Regions from separate parts of the Homo sapiens genome. Here all the other regions are linked to region 1. Evidence: chromatin loops called from intact Hi-C (ENCODE). Cell type or tissue: mammary epithelial cell. All regions are shown on one strand.

The links. Peaks named below come from ENCODE experiments on the same cell type or tissue, not always from the same donor. Only the 100,000 strongest peaks of a DNase experiment are listed, where the experiment ranks them.
Region 2: it touches region 1 in a loop (2.9-fold over the local background); 4 of 110 quality-filtered maps call a loop at or near these places.
Region 3: a loop joins it to region 1, with 6 times the contacts of the local background. A loop is called at or near these places in 3 of 110 quality-filtered maps.
Region 4: a loop joins it to region 1, with 8 times the contacts of the local background. A loop is called at or near these places in 28 of 110 quality-filtered maps.
Region 5: it touches region 1 in a loop (7-fold over the local background); 3 of 110 quality-filtered maps call a loop at or near these places.

What each region holds. Positions count from the first base shown.
Region 1 is chr17:71,470,791-71,475,790 of GRCh38, reverse strand. No RefSeq gene overlaps it. Among named protein-coding and RNA genes, the nearest start is that of CASC17, 270 kb to the right of the region's middle. In mammary epithelial cell, a CTCF peak has its summit at 2,403; a DNase peak (open chromatin) is centred at 2,400.
Region 2 is chr17:71,410,996-71,415,995 of GRCh38, reverse strand. No RefSeq gene overlaps it. Among named protein-coding and RNA genes, the nearest start is that of CASC17, 210 kb to the right of the region's middle. In mammary epithelial cell, no CTCF peak of the experiment used is centred here; a DNase peak (open chromatin) is centred at 2,955; H3K27ac peaks cover 3,251 bases.
Region 3 is chr17:71,631,136-71,636,135 of GRCh38, reverse strand. No RefSeq gene overlaps it. Among named protein-coding and RNA genes, the nearest start is that of ROCR, 390 kb to the left of the region's middle. In mammary epithelial cell, no CTCF peak of the experiment used is centred here; DNase peaks (open chromatin) are centred at 1,545 and 2,445; H3K27ac peaks cover 3,879 bases.
Region 4 is chr17:71,116,136-71,121,135 of GRCh38, reverse strand. The region is part of intron 3 of CASC17 (cancer susceptibility 17); the gene reads left to right. Among named protein-coding and RNA genes, the nearest start is that of CASC17, 84 kb to the left of the region's middle. In mammary epithelial cell, a CTCF peak has its summit at 2,882 (motif pointing left); a DNase peak (open chromatin) is centred at 2,865; H3K27ac peaks cover 236 bases.
Region 5 is chr17:71,570,026-71,575,025 of GRCh38, reverse strand. No RefSeq gene overlaps it. Among named protein-coding and RNA genes, the nearest start is that of CASC17, 370 kb to the right of the region's middle. In mammary epithelial cell, no CTCF peak of the experiment used is centred here; a DNase peak (open chromatin) is centred at 2,115.

The DNA of each region.
Region 1 (5,000 bases):
TTTCTCAAGGGCAAAACCCAAATCAGGCCGCCAAAGCCACAAATCACGTATGCCTTGCACTAAACACCCACAGAAAAGCGGGGCAGCATACACACATGTGCCTTTAGATATGTATTTATACTGCAGAAGCTAAAACAATGGTACAGATTGAAAATAGAAGGAGACCAAGCCAGCAAACAAGACCCTACATAGCCATCATCTGGGAAGCAAAATTGCACAGACACAATTAGAAACCAGACATGCAGTCTCACCCATTCACCTAGGAAGAGTTAACAAAACTTGAAAGGAATTGGTATTATGTCCTCATAATGTTGGCTTTGAGTTGGAGGTCTTTTTTCTAGACTGGTTTACTCTCTTCCTCTCTCTCTCTCTCTATATATATATTTTTTTTAATTAATTTTTTTTAATTAATTAATTTTTTTTTTTTTTGGCAGAGTCTCACTCTCACCCAGGCTGGAGTGCAGTGGCATGATTTTGGCTCACTGCACCCTTTGTTGCTCAGGTCCAAGCAGTTCTCCTCCCTCAGCCTCCTGAGTAGCTGGGATTACATGTGTGTGCCACCACACCCAGCTAATTTTTCTATATTTTCAGTAGAGACATGGTTTCACCCTGTTGGCGGGGCTGGTCTCGAACTCCTGACCTCAAGTCATCTGCCCGCCTTGGCCTTCCAAAGTGCTGGGATTACAGGTGTGATCCGCACCTGGCCTAACGCTCTTCTTTTTATCAGAGAACCAGTGCCTTTGAATACTCTATCTTACCATTTTACTAATAAGTCATCGAGTTCTTCAGTTGTGTTAGATTTTAAATGATTGAAATCATAAAGTTATGATGATATCATGAAGCTATATTCCTCACACAGATAAAAACCTGCAAGAAAAGGAAAGAGTTTGCTAAAGTGGAGTTTTAAGCATCAGTTAGTAGGTGAGGCAAGATTTATTTGGTCACGGGGATCTCCAGCACCTAAAAGCAAATTCCTAAGTCAGTGCCTAACCTGTCAACTTCACATTCTGAGGGTAAAGGTGCTACATTTGAGGAAGCCGTTTGGAACTTTTTCAGAGTTTCCGTTTTGTTAATTCAGATGCCCCTTGTTTTCTATTGAGTGAAGAAGGTGACAATAGGTGCGGAGTACAGTTTTTTTAAGATAATTGGCAGTATCTCTAAGACAAATTTAGTTCTGTAAAAGGAAGGTGGATTGCAAGAGGACACTTGTAAGATATCGAATCTCTTTTATCCTTCCAATCTTTATTGCCCTACTTGATCATGCTTTTATGAGTGGGTACTCTGGATTCAAATAACATAATTGCCAAGATACAAAATACATTTTGCTCAAAACATTTTAAAATGGCACAAACAGATTGGCACTGGTGTTACTGAAATGTAAGAAGCTCTACAATTTCCCAGTTCTAAGTCATTGACTGACACAATTCAAATTGACTAAGTGAAATTTGTGTGTTTGTGCGTGTGTGTTTTCCTACCAGCAACCACTCTGACTTGTGTCTCAAATCATTCTTTATGTGCATTACATATATATGTCTATAGTCAATAAATGACATCTAAATTATTAGAATAGTATCAGATATGACTAGATAGAATTATGTGATATGCCTCTTTGTAACAAAGCTGTGATTTATTAAAGATTATAGAATATTGTAACACAAAATTATGTATCCTTCTTAATAGCTGGTATTTATTGAGTGCTTACTATATGATAGGCATTGTTCTAAGTGTTTCATATGGATGGTCTCACTTCACCCTTAGAGCAGCCATGTGCCAGATGTGCAAATATTATCTCCTATTTTATAATTAAGAAAACTAAGGCTTAGAGAGGACATTTCCTCAAACTCAGTTTTAGTAAGTATAAGTATTGAACAAGAAACATTTATATTTCTAATCGATGTCTGAGTAAAAAAAATTAAAGATGCAATTTTAATCTATATATAAAGTGGTAATATAAAAATTTATTTCAGCAAATTAGGACACTCTACATTCAAATTTAAAAGTTATACTTACTAAATAGGGGTTCATTTTTTTAACATTCTTTTTTGTAGGAAATGAGACAAAGCACTCTTCTTATAAATAAAATATCAGATTTTAAAATTACTATTCTAGTTGACCTAGAAATATAGAGGTCAACTTTTAATAATTGAGGAATGGAGCTCAATTTAATGTTTCTTATGTCTAATTGGAAAATTGTGCAAACAGAAGAAGATGTACACATAGTAGGCACTTTATAACTGTCAGGTTATAAGGCTAATCGGCTGAAAATTGGGTCCAAATTATTTGCAATTAAATTTTGAGTCACTTGGGTCTGGCTGTTACTTTGAACAGATTAACTTTCCAACAGTACACATGCCCCTGGTCTCTAGCTGAGAACGTAAGAGGGAGAGGGTTATTGCACCCTCTAGGGGTAGCTTGTAGAAAAACCTACCGAAGTGCAACTACCCCAAACAAAAAAATAATGCTCATTCCTAGCCCCGCAGATAGGAAAGGAGGGAATGCATGAGCGTTGAGAGAAGCCACAGAGTCCTCCTGCCTCTGATGTGTGCCTCCACTGGCTCACACTTGGAACTGTTTCATCAGATGTCTTACAGGGACTCTAACTCTATCAAATCCAAAATCAATTTATTATTTAAAGGAAAAGTTTATAGCACACTATTAATTTTTAACTGCATGCTGTTTCTCTAGCCTTTCCATTCCAAAATAGCTGTTTATGGTGGCTGAATTTCTACCTTGGTTGGCAGGATTTATACAGTGACCTCTGCTGATCTGCTTCTGTATACTACGCAATGTCTGTAGCAGCTCCTCAAGTTAATATCACATGCTTCCCTGTAAAGAGCTTGACTGACTTACTGAGCATCAGGCTATCTTTTGAAGATAAACCAATTTTTAGGGAGAGACAAAAGATAGGATAAACTGATGATTGCATCAACGTCAATCAACAAAGAGTTATGAGTTGCTGAAAGTGAAGCATAGAGGCAAGTACTGAGAATAAAAACATATAGTTAGGCAAAAACCACAATTACTTTTGCACCCACCTACTATAAGGGAGTTCATACTTACTGCACAGGGTACATGTCAGGCTGTAGACTAAGGAAATTCTATTTAGTGCCTTATGTAGTTACTCACTATACCACCTAAGAGGTGTTTTATTATTCCCATTTTTTAGAGAATGTGAAAGCAATTCTGAAAAGACAAACATATTCAGAATCACACAGTCAGTAAATAGTAGAGAAAACATTAGATCATTGGTCTTTCTCTTTTTCTTATGCTCTTACTAACTACTATAACCTCTGTCTTCCAAGAAGGTATAACATAATTTGTAATAGTTGGAGAGAAAAAAATCATGTAAAAGAGAAGAGCATTAAGTATAAAGTTGGTAGCACCACTTAATTAAAGTACTACAAATTTGTGACAGGATAAAATAGAGCAGGAAGTGGGAGCTCACAGTGTGCTGGGGTGGGTGGGAGGGTCAGGGAAAAGAAAATTTGAATTAACATTTATGATGGCTGGAAAAATTAAATAGAATAGAGGAAATAAAATGATTTCAGAAAGATGAGGAAATGAAATAACATGAACTGTCCGGGCGTGGTGGCTCACGACTGTAATCCCAGCATTTTAGGAGGCCAAGGTGGGTGGATCACCTGAGGTCAAGAGTTAGAGACCAGCCCAGCCAATATTGCAAAACTCTGTCTCCACTAAAACTACAAAAATTAGCTGGGCATGGTGGTGAACACCTGTAATCCCAGCTACTCAGGAGGCTGAGACACCAGAATCTCTTGAGCCCAGGAGGCAGATGTTGCAGTGAGCTGAGATCATGACACTGCACTCCAGCTCTGAGCTACAGAATGAGACTCTGTCTTAAAAAAAAAAAAAAGAAAAAGAAAAGAAAAAGAAAGAAATAACATGATTCAACTCATGAATTATCATTTTAATGTAACATAATAGATTAATTAATCAGATTGCTGTTCTACCTCTATGCTGTAAAGTAATTTGAAATCTGATTAGAGGGAGAGTCAGATGAGACAAAGAAGCAACAAGGAAAGAATTTTGCAGCTTAAGTAACATTGAAAGACAGCAGCCCAGACAAGGTGCTACAATTTAAAAATTCTGACTAGTTAAATAAAATCAGGGGCATTCTGGAGAAATGGAAAAAATTAAGTGTTGGAAGAAAGAGTAACTGAAGCACAAAAATATTTTTGAGTGGGCTTCAGTCAAATTTGGCCCATTCCCTGGTTTTCCTTAGGAATATGTTTTCTTGAATGTATAATTTAACATTCGTTCTCACAATAATTTTTTGCCTCCCTGGAATGATAAAACACTTCTAAATTAGGAAAGAACATTTGACAAGGTGCTGGAGGCATGGTGTGTTATTATGACACACAGAACAGGAGGAAGACCCCAGAGTAGTTAGGCGCATTAATGGAAGATGTTACATTGGGCTGGCTCAGATCCCGTCAAGGCCAGCCCACACGGTGCATGGTTTAAAGGGAACTATAGATGTAGCTCAAAGTTGACCCCCTTCCAATGAGAAAAAAATATAAAAGGTCACTTCAACCTTCCTGCCAAATTGTAGCTGTCCATGCCTGCATGTAAAACTGATGTTGTCAATTGCTGGAGGCAAACTGCATATGATAGGCTTGGAAAAAAAGTCTAAGAATGGTGCATCATGTACAGCAATATAATCTTTCAAATTATTTCATGCTTAGAAATAGGGGGCTGGGTGCGGTGGCACATGCCTGTAATTCCAGAACTTTGGGAGGCAGAGGCGGGCAGATCACGAGGTCAGGAGTTCGAGACCAGCCTGACCAACATGGTGAAACCCTGTCTTTCACTAAAAAATACAAAATTAGCCAGGCGAGACACATGCCTGTAATCTCAGCTATTCAGGAGGCTGAGGCAGGAGAATTGGTTGAACCCGGGAGGTGGAGGTTGCAGTGAGCCAAGATCGCGCCACTGCACTCCAGCCTGAGCAGCAGAGCAAGACTTTGTCTCAAAAAAAA
Region 2 (5,000 bases), 60 kb after region 1:
CAGCATTCTGGCTGATGTTTCTTGCTAATATCCAAATGAAATCATATCTCAATCAAATTCTTTATTTTCTAGTTCAAATCTATCTACATTTTAAAAAGGTAAATTTCAAATGCTATGCTTTTATGATGCCTGGGATAGTATCACCTCTTAGGCCAAAATAAAGAAAACTCCTTTAAAGTTAATTCTAAAGAAGCCATGTACTCGGATGGTTTAAACTACCACCTAGGAAACACATTATTTTATATTTGAAAAGATACCAAACTTGAAAATTTGACAATCAATATTTCCCAGCTGCTCATCTCTAATTTGTGACAGCAACAATAATCTTTCAACTTGTTTGGATATTTTAAAATATTGATATTTTCATTCTTGTAATAACTGAAAACATTTTATTCTTTCTAAATTTTCTCTACCTTATGCCACTTACCCAGACTAGGAAAAAATGACAAACACTGCAAGAAAATTCCTTTTCAAAATCATTCAATTTCTGACTTTATTTCCAGAGAAATTTTGGGTTTGATCACTTGAGGAGATTCAACACTCAGGGGAAACCTCCCAGATGCAATATGTTGAGTATCTCACTTCAACAATTTACAATTGAATGTAAGTTTACCTGGGCTATTTCCACTGTCGAGATTGCCTGCTACTCCTCCTGTTTTGCAAGTAGACTCTAATGTTATAGTTTTTTATTGATTGCTTTTACCAGTATACCATCCACAATTTCTAAATTCTTTAGGCCTGAAGGTTTCTCAGCATTCCTGGAGAATTTATTAGTTTGGAAGAAAGGAAAGAAAAATGGATCCCTGGAAATGCTAAGAGGCTGACCAAGAATACGCTTTTGTCTCCCATGGGGTGAAAAATTAGTCATATACCATGCAACTAAATATTCCTTAGACCCCATATTCGGCTTTTTGTATAAAGTCTGTTAAGTTCTTGAAACATATGGAAAGGATAGATAGTCTAGAATGACCTGGGATATTGGTTTTTTCAAATGAGCCTCAAGAATGTCTCCTCTAAGACCAAACAAAATCAAATTCAAATTATCATTTTGATGACTAATATAGTTTGAATATATGTCCCCAGCCAAATCTCATGTTGAAATGTAATCCACAGAGTTGGAGGTGGGGTCTGGTGGGAGGTGCCTGAATCATGGGGGCAGATCCCTCATGGCTTGCTGCTGTCTTTGGGATAGTGAGTGAGTTCTTGCAAGATATGGTTGTTTGAAAGTGTGTGACTGACACCCCACTCACTCTCTCTCTCTCTCTCTCTCTCTCTCTCTGTCTCTCTCCCTCCTGCTTTCACCATGTGACATGCAAGCTCCCGCTTTACCTCCTGTCATGAATAAAACCTCCCTGAGTACTCCCCAGAAGGCAAGCATATGCAGGTGCCATGCTTCCTATACAGCCTGCAGAACCAAGAACTAATTAAACCTCTTTTCTTTATAAATTACCCAGTCTCAGGTATTTCTTTATAGCAATACAAGAAGAGCCTAATACAATGACATATATCAATTGACCATTACATGAAACTGTTAATACTACTGCCCTACTTCATTCTAAAAGACAAACACATTGCTCTTGCTTACAGCCTCAAGTCCAAAGGAAATTAGGCTGTAATTAAGAAGAAATCACTGCCAGGCGTGGTGGCTCATGCCTGTAATTCCAGCACTTTGGGAGGCTGAAGCAGGCAGATATCTTGATCCTAGAAGTTTGAGACCAACCTGAGCAACATAGCGAAACCCCCATATCTACAAAAATTAGTTGGCTGTGGTGGTGCATGCCTGTAGTCCCAGCTACTCAGGAGGCTGAGGTGGGGGGATCATCTGAGTGTGAGAGGTTGAGGATGCAGTGAGCTGTGATAATGCGCCACTGCACTCCAGCCTGGGTGACAGAGTGAAACTCTGTCTCAAAAAAAAAAAAAAAAAGACAGTTGTGTCAGAGAGAAAAGCAGGAAGTAATCTCTGTATCATCTTTCTCACTGTTGTAAACCTGCAACATAAGTATTATCCTAGATTAAATTTGCTAACTAGACACAAGGAGCTAAACTTGACCCATATATATAACACGTGTAGCCCATTTTTGTGAAACATGTGACTTGCAGGAATGTATATAAAATATATATGTACAGTTGAATGATAAAAAGCAAAATAAACACTTGCCATCCATTGTGCAGCTTATCTTAAACCAAAAACCCCCAAGTGACTCTCCCAGATTGCATCCCCTTCTGTGATAGAATAATGACACCTCAATGATGTCTCTATCCTAATCCCCAGAACCTGTGAATAGGTTACCTCAGGTGGCAACAGGGACTTCGCGGCTGTGGTTAAAGTAAGAACTTTGAGATGGGGAGATTATGTTGGATTAACCAAGTGGGCTCAAAGTAATCATAAAGATCCTCATATGAGGGTGCGGGAGGAATCAGAGTCAGAAAAGAAAGATATGATGAGGAAACCAAAGGTTGTCATGATGAGCCATAAACCAAAAAAAATTCAGAAGGCCTCTAGAAGCTAGAAAAAAAAAGGAAACAGATTCTCTCATAATGCCTCCAGAAGAAAGACAGCCCTGCCAATATCTTGATTTTACCCCTTGAATTCTAGAAGTATAAGAGAATACACTCATGTTGCTTGAAGTCACTAAGTTTGTGGTAATTTATTTAATAGTGGTCATAGGAATCTAATACACCCTCCTTCCTCTGGAAATAATCACTATCCTGACTTTTCGGATAATCATTCACTTACTTGCTTATTTGATTTTAAATTTGTACACCTGTGCATGTATCTAAACAATTTACTGTTCAGTTTGTGTACCTGAGTAGCAAGCACAATCCTGGCTGTGTAAGGATAGGGTAATGTTGCTACGACTTACATGAGATGTCCACAGAGAAAATAAACTGAGCAGTAGCTCTGGTTTCAGTTCCCTGAGAGTTTACAAAATCTCTTTCTGGGTAAATCAGCGGGCAAGCTCATGAGTAAGGCTTGAGTAACCCAAGACTCATCAAGCTGGTATGCCTGGTGCAACTACAGTATGAGCCTCGTACAAAATATCTGGCAGAAGTCTTTTCACTGGGTTAATATGTTCCACTGTCTACACTTACAGAGGCTTATAGGTCCCACTTATAAGTCGCACTTCGAAAAATTTGTTTTTTTCCTGTATAGTTTCTCTTCCACCTCTCTTTATTCATTTTGACCACTATCTTCTATGTTAGAGTCTTTAAAAAAAATTATCTGTTGATTTGGGGCTTTCTGCTCTATGAAGACTAATCCACCAATTAGAGTCATGCTGTTGGAATTGCTCTTAGGTTTACTGTAGAATAATTTGGGGAGCTATTGGTTTGGGATCCCTTGATGTCAGGATCCTAAGGGAACACTAGTCAGATTTTCAGGAAAACATTTTCCCAATTTCCTGTCTGAAGATTAACAATCGGGTCACCCATCTGTTTGGTGCCAAATGGGGAAAGAAGGCTGGGGTGCAGGGTGATTCCTTTTAAGATTCAGGATGCATGTGGCTGCTTAATCCCTTGTTTTCATTCTTTACAGTATCCACATTCTCATCCTTGTCTGCCATCCTGCAATCCACAGACCCTCGATTTTATACTAGCCACGGGACCAATCTATAGTATCAAACGTGTAGGGAAGAACAGTTTGCTCAGAATGTGTTACAGTGGACAGGTGGGGATCTCTCAATATGTCTCCATCAGCTTCTCAGCCCTTCTGATGTTAGCCATCCTGCCTTCTCCCCGAGTTGCAGAGGTATGAGATACCACTGACTGAGCTTTTTTGAAAATTCTGAGAGAATTTAGCTTTCCTCATTCCAAGCTTGGGATTTTGCTTTCTTGGGTCAGCTAAATCCATTACCACTGGGCCATCCCCTTACCAGCTTCCACAACATTTCAACTATCGTCCTTCACCAATTTTGTACATCCTCAAGGCTCACGTATTTAAAAAAAAAAATGCATTATTGTAATTTTAGCATAATTTTTGAAAAAAAGGTTAATGTGTCTATTTAATCTACCTTACAAGTATATAGGTATATGTGTGTAATGGAGTCAGCTTTGTTGATATGTAAAATAAATAAGGATATAATGAGAATATTGTAGATCAAAATCCAGATTTGTGACTTCTCATAACAGATCAGAAGACTTGCCAGCATGAAGTCCATGATAATAGTTAGTTCTATCCATTTGCCAACTGCGTCCTTTAATATGAGTGTGAACTTTTTTATAGGTATTTTATTTATTTATTTATTTTACTTTAAGTTTTGGGATACATAGACAGAACATGCAGGTTTTTTACGTAGGTATAAATGTGCCATGGTGGTTTGCTGCACTCACCAACCTGTCATCTAGGTTTTAAGCCCCGCATGCATTAGGTATTTGTCCTAATGCTCTCCCTCCCTTTCCCCCAACCCAACAGGCCCCAGTGTGTGAAGTCCCCCATCCTGTGTCCATGTGTTCTCATTGTTCAACTCTCACTTATGAGTGAGAACAGAGCATGAACTTTTTTTTTCTTTTTTTTTTTTGAGATGGAGTTTCACTCTTGTTGCCCAGGCTGGAGTGCAATGGCATGATCTTGGCTCCCTGCAACCTCCGCCTCTCGGTTTCAAGCGATTCTTCTGCCTCAGACTCCCGAGTAGCTGGGATTACAGGCGCCTGCCACCACACTTGGCTAATTTTTTGTATTTTTAGTAGAGACATGGTTTCACTATGTTGGCCAGCCTGATCTCGAACTCCTGACCTCAGGCGATCTGCCTGCCTCGGTCTCCCAAAGTGCTGGGATTACAGGCAGGAGCCACCAAGCCCGGCTGAGCATAAACTTTTTAAACAGTCTCCACTACTCCTTTTTGTCTTACAGTGAGAGCATTTCATTATTTTGTGGTACTTTCTTGACCTTTGCAGTGTGAGAAATAACCTTTCATAAATCATACAAATGAACACTACTTCTTAAATTTTATATCATGAGGAGGATATCCAAATGTGGATATTTTTTGTTCATTTCTCACTTT
Region 3 (5,000 bases), 160 kb before region 1:
AAATTCTTGCCAGTCTTTGGAATGGCAAAGGCATGGAGCAACTGCAAGTCTAATTCACAGTTGTTTCTTATCACATTAGCATACCCTTAGTATGTGACTCAACAAGTCTACTCCTAGCTACTTCACCAAGAGAAATGAAAACATATGAACACAAAATGACTTGTGTAAGAATTTTAACACAGCGTCATTTATGACAGCCCCAAACTGGAAACAACTCATATGTATGTGAGTATGGCAGTAAGGAAACAAATTGTGGTATATTTAATGGAATACTACTCAGCGGTAAAAAGGCCCACTTGCTATTACATGCAACAGTATAGATGAATTTCAAAAGCTTACAGTGAGCGAAGAAGCCAGATTGAAAAGATCGTACACTGTTTAATTCAATTTTCTGTAAGAAGACCGAATAGTAAGTATTTTCAGCTTTTCAGGCCATATTGTCTTTGTTTCAACCGCTTAACTCTGTCACTGCAGCTCAAAAACAGCCACAATCAATATATAAGGAAGGAGTGTGACTGTAACAATCAAACCTTATTTGTGAACACGGAGATTTTAATTTCATAAGCATTTTATCTATCATAAAATATTCTTCTTGAAAAATCATTTAAACATGTAAAAAATATTTTTATCTTTAGACCTTTACTAAAAAAACTTGTGGGTCATAATTTGCAAATGCTGTGTTGTAGATGACACTGTACTAACGTAAATGTCATAAAGCAGATAAATAGTTGCCTGACGCAAAGGACGGGGTGGGGTTGATTGCAAAGAGGCACAAGGGTAATCTTGGGGGGTGATAGAAATGTTTGCTATCTTGATTGTAGTGGTGGTTATATATGAGTATATATTTGTTGCAACTCACCAACTGTACATTTAAAATGGGACGTTTTGTTACACGTAAATTATTCCTCAATAAAATAATAAAGTTAATTTTTCACAAAAAAAGAAAAAGAATAAACTGCAAGTAGAAGTAGATGTATTTATTTCACTCTTATTCTCCCCCAAAACTTTCACTAGCTTGAATGCTATTTTACAAGACAGCAAGCCTATCTTAGGAGGTAACAGAGTTTCCTCTGTTTTGGTTTTTTTTTTTTTTTTTTTTTTTTTTTTTGCAACAGTTAGGAATGGGGAGACTTGAAGGAAAAGAAAAGAATTAACTGATTATTGAGCTCTTAACTAGTTAGTTGAATCTATGGTATCACGGTCCTATACCAGTATCATGGTTACTATACCAGTAAGATACACCACGTTTAGAATCTTTTAAAAATTAATTTGATTCAGAGCTGCTGATTTCATTATCATTAAGATATACTGTACAATCATGGAAATGTGCTGAAAAATAAAGGAAGCAAAAACAATTTTAAACATTATATTGACATAAATGATAAAGCTACATAATAATGTCAACAATCAAGCTTAATATCAATTTAATGCTAGTATTATACTACATGCTTTACCTGTGTTATCTAAATCCTCAAAACATCCTTCTGAGGTTTGATCTCTTTATTGTCTTCCTTTTTTCATGGGAAAAGTGAGACTTGTTGAGGTTAACCAGCATGCTTAGACTTGCACAGATGGAAGCCAGGCTGTCTAACCCTAGAACCTTAGCTTGATAAGACCGAGAAAAGATTTTCTTTCCCAGAAGTCTTTATTAGAATAACAACAAAAACAACAACAACAAAAGACTAGGTATCCTGGCTTTAAATCCTCTGGGGATTTTGAAGGATGAGAATATAAGGGTCTTAATTTTCTAAGTCCCATTCCTTAGTATTGCTTTACTTAGTATTTACTTTGCTTTATAGTGTCTTAATTTTCTAAGTCCCATACCTTAGTATTGCTTTACTTAGTATTTACTTTGCTTATAAGTGTGCAAAAAAAGTTTGTGGAATGAAAGAATTATTTAGGAATTGTTCCCAGAGTGTTTTGGCCTTAATTCCTTATGTAAATGTTTTCTCACCATTTAAAATTCTTTTTTATTAAGATGGAATTCACACAACATAAAATTAATCATTTTAAAGTGTACAATTGAGTGGCATTTAGTACATTCGCAACATTTTGCAACCATCACCTCTATCTAGTTCTCTTTCCCTAATTTTTAAAATAAGTATAAACTTTAGGGTCTATACATTATTTTTGTGTCTTCAAACCCAGGACAAAAATATATATTCAGCTAGAAATGTTTTTGATCACAACTGCTGTCTTGTCTTTAGCAGTGTAAACCACTTCAGATGTTCGAGGCTTCTTGGTCTGGGTACCACCAACATACTCTCCTAGCTGTTGAATGAAGAACACATTGGCAAGTCAAGACAATCTTTTCAAGATCAGGCATTTGCTGGTTATGCAACCTGCATTGCTGATATTGGTCCAGTTGCTTTTACACTCCTGGAGTATGTCATTCCTTTTTGATCACTCACAGTATTTGCTGTCTTGATGGGAAATGAGCAAGAGTGTTACACTCAACCAAAGTATGTCTGGGACTAGGTTACAATTCTTAGAGTTCTCTTCACTGTCCTTAAATAGAGATAGGGAAACCGTGATTTGAAAGTTGTTGCATGCTTTCAGATGGTTTGGAAGTCGGAAATTGTAGACACCTGGGCTGTTATATTACTCATGGGCTTGTTTTATGACCAGGATTGATGCCAGATGAATGTTGCTTGGGCAGGCTGCGGTGCTCACTCCCAGGTGAGAGTTTATAATGCCCTTCTGATAAGGAGAGAGCCACGGGGCAAATTACTGCTGGGCTCTGAAAGTTCACCAGAGATGGCGATCAACAGCAGACATCTGTTTACTTCCTTAACTTTGTGTATGAAATTCCCAGATGTGTATGCATCAAAAATGAGGGAAAAAATGAGTTACATCTTCTTTTATCAGTTGTCTATGTCATTCTACTTCTTCATAATTGTTTTTTTAACTAGAGTAAGATGTATCTGTTTGTATTAAACTGCTTTCTCATGATATTTTGGGGAACCTACTGAGTGGGAAAGGAAAAGAAGAAAAATAAGAAAAAAAAAAGAAGCAATCTTTTGGATAATCAATCATCAATCAGTCTTCCTCCCAGACCATGCACCTGTTCCTTTCAAGTTCATTGCAGAAGTGAATGAGAAAGGATTTTATTATATTGTGACCTTCTGTCTAAATTTTCCTTTATGAAGCAGTTGCAGCAGATAGTGAGGCTCCAGGAACTGCAACTGCAAGCACTATAAATACAGTTAAACAGACACATCTGGGAACAATGGTTATTTTTATGATAGAATAAAATTTCTATGTTTAAATAACACCCCATGAAAACTAATTAATCTTTAAAGTGTTAAAAATGTCCAGAAAATTATATTGCCTTGTTGCAATACATAAGAAGAGGGCATTCAAATCTGATGTCTGCTAAACTCTGTGATGACTTTTTATTTTTCTGGTGTCACTGTTCAGGCTTTGAAAACCAGATATACAATTCAAACAAACTACATAAGCAGGTGAATGCTCCAATTTCATTTTTATAGTGTGACTCAGCAGCTGTACTCCATCTAAGGCAGGTTGGACATAATAATAATTCACTCTAATTACTCCTTTCTGATAATGGGTACTCTTGGCATAATCCCCGAAAGAAAGCTTTGAAGTTGGCTCAAGTTACCAGCAGGAATCATGATAACACATTTTTATGATTCTTAGAAGTTTTTGTCCCCAGAGATCTCCAGATAGTTCTCTTTCAATGATTCATATACTTAGTGTTGCCTTATGACATATTTCCTGGAAAACTTTTAATCTCAGATGTTTTCCCTATTTGCCTAGCGTTTTCTCCTGCTACCCAGAGAGCCTCATTCTATGAAATGACACCATAGTGAATATAATACATGAACTGCACATACAGAAAAATATCACAAACTATGATGGAAATGACTTTTTCATATGACACCATTTTTGGAATATCCATGTGACTTTCTGAGTTTATAGAAATGATCAAGAAACGTATATACATCAATGGAGAAAAGATCTTTTATGGGCCTGCTATTTTTGCCTGCTGCTTCAACTACAAGTCTAAATAAAAGGAAATCAGAGAAATGTTTCTCAAAAAAGAAAAATACTGAAGATCAAAATAGTTGTAAGATGGTACAATGTTCTCCATAGACTTGACCTTAAGCATTCTGGTAGAGTGGTCATTTATTTTCTCAAGGATTTGATTTTCATGTCATACCGCTCTTCAGCAAATGCCACCCAATGTCATTTCTGTTAAAGTCCTAAATATATGCATTCTAAACCACAGCTCAAATAATATTTAATTGTTATTCTCTTGTGTTGTAATTCTATGCCAGTGAGGGGGTGGAAGAGTGGTAACTTATCACCAAGTATAGCATTTCATAAAATCTTTGAGCAGACAGAAATAACTTCCTTCAAAAGTATACAGGGATACTTTGATGTAGAACATATTTGTTCTTGCCCTCTGGAAGTCACTCATCACAGGAAAGACAGTTAATGACTTTCCCCAGATACGCATTTCTTCCTGTTTCTGTCATTCTTTAAATACTTGTCTTTTGCCACTAGCTTTTAGTCATTCATTACTGTGTAGATTTGAATAGCTGCAAATTCCAGAGGGAGTAAAATTGAATAATATCTAAACTCATATGGCCAAACATACAGACAGGGCTTACAAAGTACCTCAGTACCCAGGGTCCTATTTGCTTAAATTGTTTAGGCACCACTTGGGAAGGAACTCACCCAAGAAAAGAGTCCACAGACACAGCATATGGATAGGGGTGGTGTAGGCAGAGTTTGTGGATGGGTATGTATTTTGGTATTGGGAGAAGATAAGAAATTATCAACTGGGGCATAAGTTAAATATGTATAAGTTACATAAACTGCACCCATTTTGAGCATATACTTTGAGAAATTTTGAAAATATAACTCTGTGTAATCACCTCCACAACCTAAATATAGAACATTTATCAGCCCCAAAATTGTGCCCCTTTGTAGTCAATTTCAATTCTTCAACCTCTGACCACAGGCAACCACTG
Region 4 (5,000 bases), 350 kb after region 1:
AAAAGAATGGCTGGAATACTAGTGTAACTATAAAGATGACTGATATTGAGGGTTTACATAACATTTTCACCTGTCCATTTCTGACTGACAGAAAGAAACATCAAAAAAATAATCCACGTGTAATGAAACAGAGATACGTTATTTTTCTTAAATGTTCTTATCCAAATTTCTGGTTGTTTCACTAGGGTCCTAGGGAAATCCAACAGTGCTAGTAAAATGTGGAGCTGAGGAAAAGGAGAGAAGAATATGCATTTATAGTTATGGCTGCTTTTTAAGTAAATCTTCTGGTCCCTTTTTAGAAAACATAATGAAGGGCAGAGGGCCAGGGAATGACACTATCTTCATATCCCTCATGGTGCAGGTCCAACATCACCATTTGACAAAGCATTACTTAATTTCTTTAATTCCTTTCTTTGTTTAGCACCCTGCCCTTGCCTGTTGTTTGCTATTATTCAAATACCATTATAGCTATTCATGTAAAAGCCTGTCTCCTCTACCAGAACATCAGCTCTATGAGGGCAGGGACAGTCACTTTAATTTTCTATTCAGAGTACTTAGCAAATTACAACATAAATCTCTTTTGAATAAATTCAACTGTGTAAATCACATGCAAAATAGGATTTCCATATATTGAAGTGATCTGTGAAAGTGTCAGTTGAAACACCTACAGCTCTCCTCTTCTATGGTGAGGCAAATCCGTGCTCCTCATAGAAGTAGTTGGCACACTGTGTTTTGACATGGTACCCCATGCCCACGTGAACCTCATCTAGGTTTTAAGGTTTGTGTGTCAGCAAGTGGACCCCTATCACATCCCACACACTACCTCCTGACTTTGTATCATGTCCAATGTGGTTATAGTGATCCCAGGAGCAGCCTCACCTGGCTCTCACGTCTTGCTCTCCAGGGACCTACTTAGTTTTCTACCAAGAGGCCATCTACCTAAATGCCATCTTGGAAATGTGTGTTTACAGAGTTTGGACATAAATTCCTTGGTTGTTTGATGCAGTTCCCAAAGACTCTGGGACTTTTGAGGCCATTTTTCTCACCTGGAGATGTCAACCATTCTACCCCATGAGCAAAGTTGTCTTTGCTGTTTGTCTCATGGAGTTGATACAACACAGCCCCAATCTAGAAGACAAGAAAGGCCCATAGTCCAAACCCAATTTTTACTAATTTAAGCACATTTAACCTGGAGAGAAAGCCAAGAGGCTGGATTGGTTGGGGTCATTTATTCTGCCAAGTTTGGGTGGGTTTGCACTAGCTGAGTGTTCAGTGCCAACCCTGATCAGTATGAACTGGCACAGTAAATTAAGCTACCACACCTTTAATGAACTTAATTCCCTTATTTTGACAGAGTTCCCATTTCCAGTGATTCACTTTACATTTTAGACACTTCTCCTATAGGTGTTTGCCAAAGGCCCTTACTGGCAGCCAAACACTGAATTAGTTAGAAACTAGAACGAAAAACCATCAAAATCATCATTGCATGTTCTGTAAGCCAATTTTGAGCCTTAGCTATTCAGGGTCAGAAGCACTTAGGGTAAGTTTTGAATACTTGCCCCATGTCTTTTCTATTTTTCAAGATTCCATTGCATTTTGTAAGATTCAGGATCCGGGGCTTTGGTCAGGGACTGTGAAGAGTATCAGATCTGCACAGACTCAGCACACTAGGCATTTACCAACTGCTAAATACCGTCATCAAGAGTTTGACTCTACTGAAAGAGAAGGAAACAGAGAGGAGTTATTTGGAGAAAGCAGGTTTGCCAGAATTAAAAGGAGGTACATTTATTCTCCACCGTTTGTCTATAATTACAAAATATTTTCGTTTTTGAGGATTAATGAGAGTTGAGGAAATTATCTCAGTTTCTCATTGAGTTTACACAAGAGAGATAGTAATGAGTAATATGATTTCTGTGTATCAGCAGGGTGCTAAGTGTTTTAAAAGCAAGGCCTACATTAACCCTTACAATTTAGTTAAGGTCAAACAGCTATTAAGTGTTAGAACTGAGACTGAAGTTTATATTTATCTGGTTCTAAAACCCATGTCCTTAAATGCTACTCCAGAAATCATCACACTTTTCATGGTAAGGGCCAGTTAGTAAGTCTTTTAGGATTTGTGGGCCTGGTGTTATGTGGAAAACACATAGTTCTGCAGTTACAGCACATGGCAGCAGCCATAGTTGATTTGTGAATAAATGAATGTGGTTGTTCCAATAAAACTTTATTTGCAAGAACAGGTGTTAAGCCAGAATGGTCTCATGGATCACAGTTTGCTGACCCCTGTTCCAGTCTATATTCTAAACTTGATGTTTCTCAAAATGTTTCCTTTTCTTTCAACAATTTCTGGAGTACTAGATCATAGAATATTGCATTTCATCAGATACTCTCTTTTCTGTCCTTTCATTCATTCATCAAATATTTATTGATTACTAATTTAAAATATATATAAATCAATCCCTAAAATTTTCCCTCACTCTCTCATTTTGTGTTTTTTTTCTTAATCAATTGTTTTATCCATCCTTTCTTTCTTGAGAGTAGATCAGACTTTCTGTTATCTGCCCTATGCTGCCAAAATTTCAGATTATCAAAAACCTTTTCTCCTTCTTTCTAAAAAAAAAAAACACACTTTGAGTTTAAGACATTAGGTGACCTTCTTTTGATATAAAGCAGCCAGTCACCTTCCCTTAGATTTCTTCTCAGGTTGTGTATAATCAGCAGTTTGGGAATCTGTAATGGATTTTCCAGGAGGCAACTCTGATGAAAATGTCAACTTTCTAAACAAAGACAGTTGTCAGAATGTTCTTTCAGAAACCCAGGTTATTCACTGTTTTTGTCATGTTGAGCTTTCAGCTCTTCAATAGTAAGAGGGCATTGCCACCTGGTGGAAAAAAATATTGAGGGGGTTAGATGGTCACCTGGGGAAAACATGGATAAGCACACTCGACATGAATTGGAGAATTTTATCCTGGAAACGTCATTTCAGTGTCGAATGATAGGAAAACAGACCTCTTCTATGTTCAGAACCTAAAACAATTAAATGAAAGAAAACACAGTTAACAATTGCGTTTAAATGGATACAGGTAATCTTTTTCTGGAATAAAATGACTTGAAAGGTTGTATGTTATTTCTAGTTATTAAAACTCCCCTGGAGCCATTTCTTCCTCATTTATAGAATTTTCCACTCTTTTTCTGTACTTTTCAATTACTTCCTTTACATGGTTTTGTTGTTGTTGTTCCTATTCTCAGTAATGCTCAGGTTGTCTTCGAGCTACTTTTTAAACTTTTATTCTTCATTAGTGACCTATATCCGCTGTCCCTAAGTTGTATCTGCCTACTTGCTGTCAGGCACTCTAAAATCTCTCCTTTATTTCTCATTGTCTTCCTAAATCTGCTCTCCAAAGTGTTAAATTTGATTTACTCACGTGGGTGTCTTCAATCCTTATGCTCATTGACCTCTTCATGACCTCAACGTCATCCTCAAAATTCTTCGTTGGTTTCCAACTGTGTGGTTTCCTAGTTGGATTCTTTCTGCTCTCATCTTTCCTCCTGTATTCATTGAATATGATCACTTTCTCTCTTTGCCTGGCTTTTTATCTGTGAGTCTTAAAGCTAAAAATGTTACCATCAGATTTGTCTTGTTCATAGTCTCACTTTCTGGATACATTCATTGATTCTCATGGCTTCCAATAAACATCAGATTAGACAAATACCTGCTTTCCTAGGCCTGTCCCTGGACTAACTTTTCTCCCATTCCTATTTTTTTTCAGAGGTACCCCAAATTCAACATGCCCTCACATCAGCTGAAACCCCGTCTTACCCAAACTGGGGGGAATGTATTTCTTATCATAATATTATTATTTCCCAATTCCTTCATTTAAATGAAGCCACGCTTTTCCTACTATTTTATGTTAGAAATCTTAGAGCAATTTAAAAATATCCTCTGCTTTACTGTTTTTATTTCAGTCTGGCATCATGGGTTCTCTTTGCTTTTTTTATTTTTAAATTTTGTGGTTGCATAGTAGGTATATCTATTTACGGGGTACATGAGATGTTTTGATACAGGCATAAAAAGTGAAATAAGCACATCATGGAGAATAGGGTATCCATCCTTTTAAGCATTTATCCTTTGAGTTGTAAACAATCCAGTTACACTCAAGTTTTTTTTTAACATAGAATTAAGTTATTCTTGACTATAGTCACCGTGTTGTGCTATCAAATAGTAGGTCTCTTTACTTCTTTAGGAGGTTTTATCTTGAGTGTAAACTTCATGAGTAGAAAAGCCTTCCCTCTTTTACTCACCATTGTCTCCTAGCACCCAGCACAGAGCTTGGAATATTATACATGGTTAATAAATATTCGTAGATAAATAAGTGGACACATGTCCTCTAAGCTTTCTGTTTTCTATTGCCGCTGCCAGCTTCTGTGTCCTGATTCTTTTTGCTTCATCCCAGGATACAGGAACATTCTTTATACTGTAGCCCTCTACTTTGACTATTCATCAAAATCACATAGGCAGCTCGTTAAATACTCAGTTTCCGAGGCCCCATTTCCAGATATTATGATTCAGTAGGACTGAAATCTCGATATTAAACAAGCACAATACTGAACTCATAGTCCTGGATCTTCTCATTCTCTTCTGTCTTATTTTGTTCTTATAAACTTCTATGCAAACAGTAGCATTCTATTATAGTCAGTTTACACCCACATTTTCCTCTTTGGCTTTCATTCTTATTGGTCTTCATTTCTCAAACAACCTGGATGCTTCTCAGGATCAGAATTAGACCTGTTTTCAGAGTCCCAGATTTATTTCCTAGCTCCTTAATCTCTTCAGTCATATCTATATCCTGTGGTTTCTGTGACGATCAAATGAGGTAATTCTTTAATGAAATTGACTTGTAAATGCAAACAGTCAGGATGCTTGTCAATTAGGCTGTTTTTTAGGTATTTTGTAAGTATTGTAACTACAACAATAGCTACCACGTACCTGCAAGATTATAAAT
Region 5 (5,000 bases), 99 kb before region 1:
TTATGGGTAATAGAAAATATGAACACTAGTTCAGAAGACAGAAGGTGTCTCTTCACACAGAGGGCTGACCTAAGACCTTGGCATCTGCCGCAGGTCCTAAGCTTGTAGGGTTGCCTTGCTGTCACAGGTTGTGCTTGGATTCTCTTCTGTGCTGCGTGTGACCAATTGTTGGCCTTATTCTTATAAAACTAGTAAAGCCTTCATGGAAACAAACAACAGGGTTCTGAAACGCAGAGACCCGGATTAAGAACCCAAGCTCCGAAGTCCTGGTGTTAGCAAAAGCTCTTTCTGACCCTGATGGGATTCCTAATTTGGGGAGAGTTGTCATGGTTTTCCAAATAGTTTCAGTGTAAAAGCCTCTACGTGTTTAATTTCATTTTTCAGACAGCTGAGATTTAGTGTTAAGCAAGGGACAATTGGTGTGGCCAAGTCCATGGATAACAAAGCTGAATTGCCCTAGGAAGTCTGCAGAATGATCTGGGGCTTTAGGTGTATAAATCTGACTTTAATTGATTTATAAGGCCTTATTGTCAGCCTTTATTCAGCAAAAAGGCCCACTGATTTTCTCCCATAATTTTCTGCAGTGGAAGGTTGGCCCAACTCAAATACTTTCCACAGGAATATAATTATGTCTTGCAAATAGTTTTCAAAAATCATCCAAAGATTCCACTTGTCTTGCAAAATTTGCAAGGAATAAAATCACATGTACGAATGTCACTGCCACCTCTTTTTCCTCAGTTACTTTCAAATCCTGCCATCCTCACTCCACTCTCACCATGCCACTCTGCCAAAATTACACCCAAAAAACCTGCCTGCAGAAATTGTGTTTTTAGGGAGCTTGATTAACCTAAGTAATAACAACCACAACAATAAACTCTGAGGGAGTATGGAAGAAGGAAATGTTTAATACATTGAATTTGGTCTGTCTTTTCATTTCCATTAGGTCAATCTTGATTTTTCTTAGTAGATTTTTTGACATGGCTTATCTGCACTGCTTATTTAAGAAAAAGTGGTTACTAAAATTGATACAGATTTTAAAAAAATCTCCTATCATTGAAAAACTTAAAGTTTAAAACAAAATTTAAAACAGGGTTGAGGTATTTGGGGTTTTTGTAGTTTGGGAGCAGGGTAGGGGTTTTATATTATGGATTTCCTGCAAGACTCAGGGGTCTGCAGCAGAGATGGCCACAAGCCCTATGCATTACACCTGAAGCCTCTTGTCTAATAAAAATCCTGCAGAAACTGGGTTTTAGATTTAACCCTACTAAAATTAAGTATGTGATATTAGGCAACGTACTTCACCTTTTGGAACACAGTTCCTTTTTTAGTGAGGCAAAGTAATAATACCAGTTCCACAGAATTGTTACTTTTTGACAATTAACTTATTCATCTCCAAAGAACTTTATGAGATAGTTTAGATTTTATAAACTGTATTTTACAGATGAGGAAACTGGAGCACAAGCAGATTAAATAAAATTAAATGACCCAACATTCTGTGGCAGAGCCAGGATTTAAATCTAAGGTTTTGGTTCTAGAGACCTCAGTACACTTGTAAACAACGTTAGACAATGTTTTTATTTTATTTTATTTTTATTTTTATTTTTTTTTTTGAGACAGAGTCTTGCTCTGTCACCCAGGCTGGAGTACAGTGGCACGGTCTTGGCTCCCTGCAAGCTCCGCCTCCCGGATTCACACCATTCTCCTGCCTCAGCCTCCTGAGTAGCTAGGACTACAGGTGCCCGCCACTACGCCCAGCTAATTTTTTTTTGTATTATTTTTTTTAGTAGAGACAGGGTTTCTCCGTGTTAGCCAGGATGGTCTCGATCTCCTGACCTCGTGATCTGCCCGCCTCGGCCTCCCAAAGTGCTGGGATTACAGGCGTGAGCCACCGCGCCCAGCCTGACAATGTTTTTAATATACAGCCAGACTCAACACTCATCTCGGTTTACCTCAAGGCTTTATTACCTATTTGCTCCTCTTGTTACACACACACACACACACACACACACACACACACACACACACATCCTTGATGATTAAAAAAAAAATTGGCTTCAAAGTATATTTGCTTTAAGCTATGTAAATAAGAGAAGTATATCCTGGCAACTTGTCTTTTCTTTTATATTGCAAATTTAAAAACAAATTACATCTAACCAACTATTTAGCTTCCCACTAGTGGGCAGGTTCTGGCTGGCTAGAATCTTTCTGAATGACTGTGTTTCCCTTCAAGGTGGGTTGGATAGCATGCAGAAGAATCTTGGTGGTGGTGGTGAAAGGGCGACCACACATTCTTTTTTTTTTTTTTTAATTTTCTTTTTTTTAATTATTATTATACTTTAAGTTTTAGGGTACATGTGCACATTGTGCAGGTTAGTTACATATGTATACATGTGCCATGCTGGTGCGCTGCACCCACACATTCTTAAAGTGTTGCAAATAAACTTCTGCCTCCTGAGTCATGGGACATATACAGAGGTCCTGACAGACTTCCTTCCCTTGCCATCCTGGGCTGCACACTGCTGTTTTTGTGGAACTAGTTCTGTGTAGACATCCCCACTTCTTGTGTTATCTCTAAGACCTTATAGAGACTGACACATCTCTAAGAATGTACCAAATGGATCTAGACCAGTGATTCTTAACCAAGGATGAGTCCCTCCCTTCTCACAGACGTTTAGCCATGTTTGGAGACACTTTTGGCTGTCACAACTGCAGGTTGTGCTGCCAACCATCGTAAAAGACACAGGACAATCCTTCACAACAAAGGATTATTTAACCCAAAATGTCAATAGTGTCATTATTGAGGATAATGGCAATATTGATCAAGAATACCTACAATTCCGTTTTTGTAACATACTTCTTGGGAAAGGACTACTGAATTACCATAAGTATGCCTACAAACATCTCTTAAAATTCACATCTGCAAATGCAAATTAAAACCACAATGTGATAGCACTGCATACATAGCAAAAGTGATAAAATGAAAAGGAAGGGAAATAGTAAGACTTAGCAAGCTATGCAGCCAACCAAAATTTCTTTTTCTTTGTTTTTTTTTGAGATGGGGTTTTGCTCTTGTCACCCAGGCTGGAGTGCAGTGGCGCAATCTTGGCTCACTGCAACCTCTGCCTCCCGGGTTCAAGTGATTTTCCTGTCTCAGCCTCCCAAGTAGTTGGGATTAAAGGCATCTGCCACCATGCCCGGGTAATTTTGTATTTTTAGTAGAGATGGGGTTTCAGCATGTTGGTCATGCTGACCTCAGGTGATCCACCTGCAGTGGCCTCCCAAAATGCTGGGATTACAGGCATGAGGCACCATGCCCGGCCCAACCAAACTTTCGTATAAGCTGATAGGATAGTAAGTTGATTAAGCCACTTTGAAAATGATTTAGCAGTTTGTTAACTAGCTTTGTGTTGCTATAAAGGAATACCTGAGGCTGGGTAATTTACAAAGAAAAGAGGTTTATTTGGCTCACGGTTCTGCATGCTGTGTAAACAGCATGGCCCTAGCATCTGCTCAACTTCTGGTGAGGACTCAAGAAGCTTTGACTCAGGGCAGAAGGTGAAGGGGAAGCAGGTGTGTTCCATGGCAAGAAAGGGAGCAAGAGAGAGAGGAGGAGGGTGTCAGACTCTTAAACAACTAGCTCTCATGACTAATAGAGTGAGAACTCACTCATTATTGCAGGGTGGGCACTAAGCCATTCATAACCCAAACACCTTTCAGAAAGACCCACCTCCAACACTAGAGATCACATTTCAGCATGAGATTTGGAGGGGACAAATATCCAAACTGTATCGGGCAGTGTCTAATAAACCTGAATGTATGCATACCTATGACCCAGGCAGTCTACTCCCAAGTTTATACTCATCAGAAAGATGCACCATATATTCACCAAAAGCATTCACTAAAATGCAACACTAATTGAAGTTGCCAAGAACTGGAAACAAACTAAATGCCATGTCAGTTGCAGAATGGTTAAATATCACATTGTGGTATATTCACAGAATTAGACACTATAGAGCAATAAGGGAAAAATATCTACAATGCCACACAATACTACAAATGAATCACACAAAAACAATGTTCAGTGAAAGAAGGCAGACACAGAAAGATATAGTTTATGATTCTATTTGTATAAAGTCCTAACTAGGCACAGCTAACCTATGCTATTAGAAGTCAGGATAGAGAGCATCCTTGGTTGGGCAGTCATGACTGGAAGGAGGCATGAGGAGCACACCTGGAAATTTGGGAATGTTCAGTTTCTTGGTCCTGCTGGTTACACAGGTGTGTTCACTTTGACATTCATAGCACTGTATACTTTTGATATGTTCACTTTTTTCTGTATGTGTATTATTCTTCAATAAAAATTTTTAAATGTGCAGCTGGTGTTCTGGAAAGTAGGACTGGATGTTTCTATTAATTTTTTTCCCTCATATTTTAATGCAGATTTGTCCAATGGCACCTTAAAAAGCCCGAAGAATTTAGCACTGAGGAAAGCAAAGGAGGGCAGGAGCTTAATCCTCAGGTGGCAGAGTAAAGCAACAGGCAGGCTGGGGTGCAGAGAGGAGAATTTGCTTGGGAGGAGGCCCCTGAATGAATGAATTACAAATGTCAGGGGCTTAAGAAAGACACACTGGTCAGCACTGAGTCAAGAGGACTAAGGTGACTGACATCTACAGCAGCTTCATGGGGTATGAGGAAGGATGTTTTAGGCAGCAATTGTCAATGGGACTCTGCTCATGCCATGATTTGCCTTAAATCTTGTTTCTCTGTGTGTGTGTGTGTGTGTGTGTGTGTGTGTGTGTGTGTGTGTGTGTGTGTCTGTCTGTCTTTCTCTCTCTCTCAGGCCAGATAATGCTTTGGATCAAGAATCAGTTCTTGTTTGCTTTGTTTTGTTAATATCTAGAAGACAAGTGGGTGCTGAGTGTCTTCTAGTAGTTTTTTTTGTTTGTTTTGTGCAGCTAGCTGTGTGATGCTGGGAAACTCCTGTACCTTCTCTCTGCTCC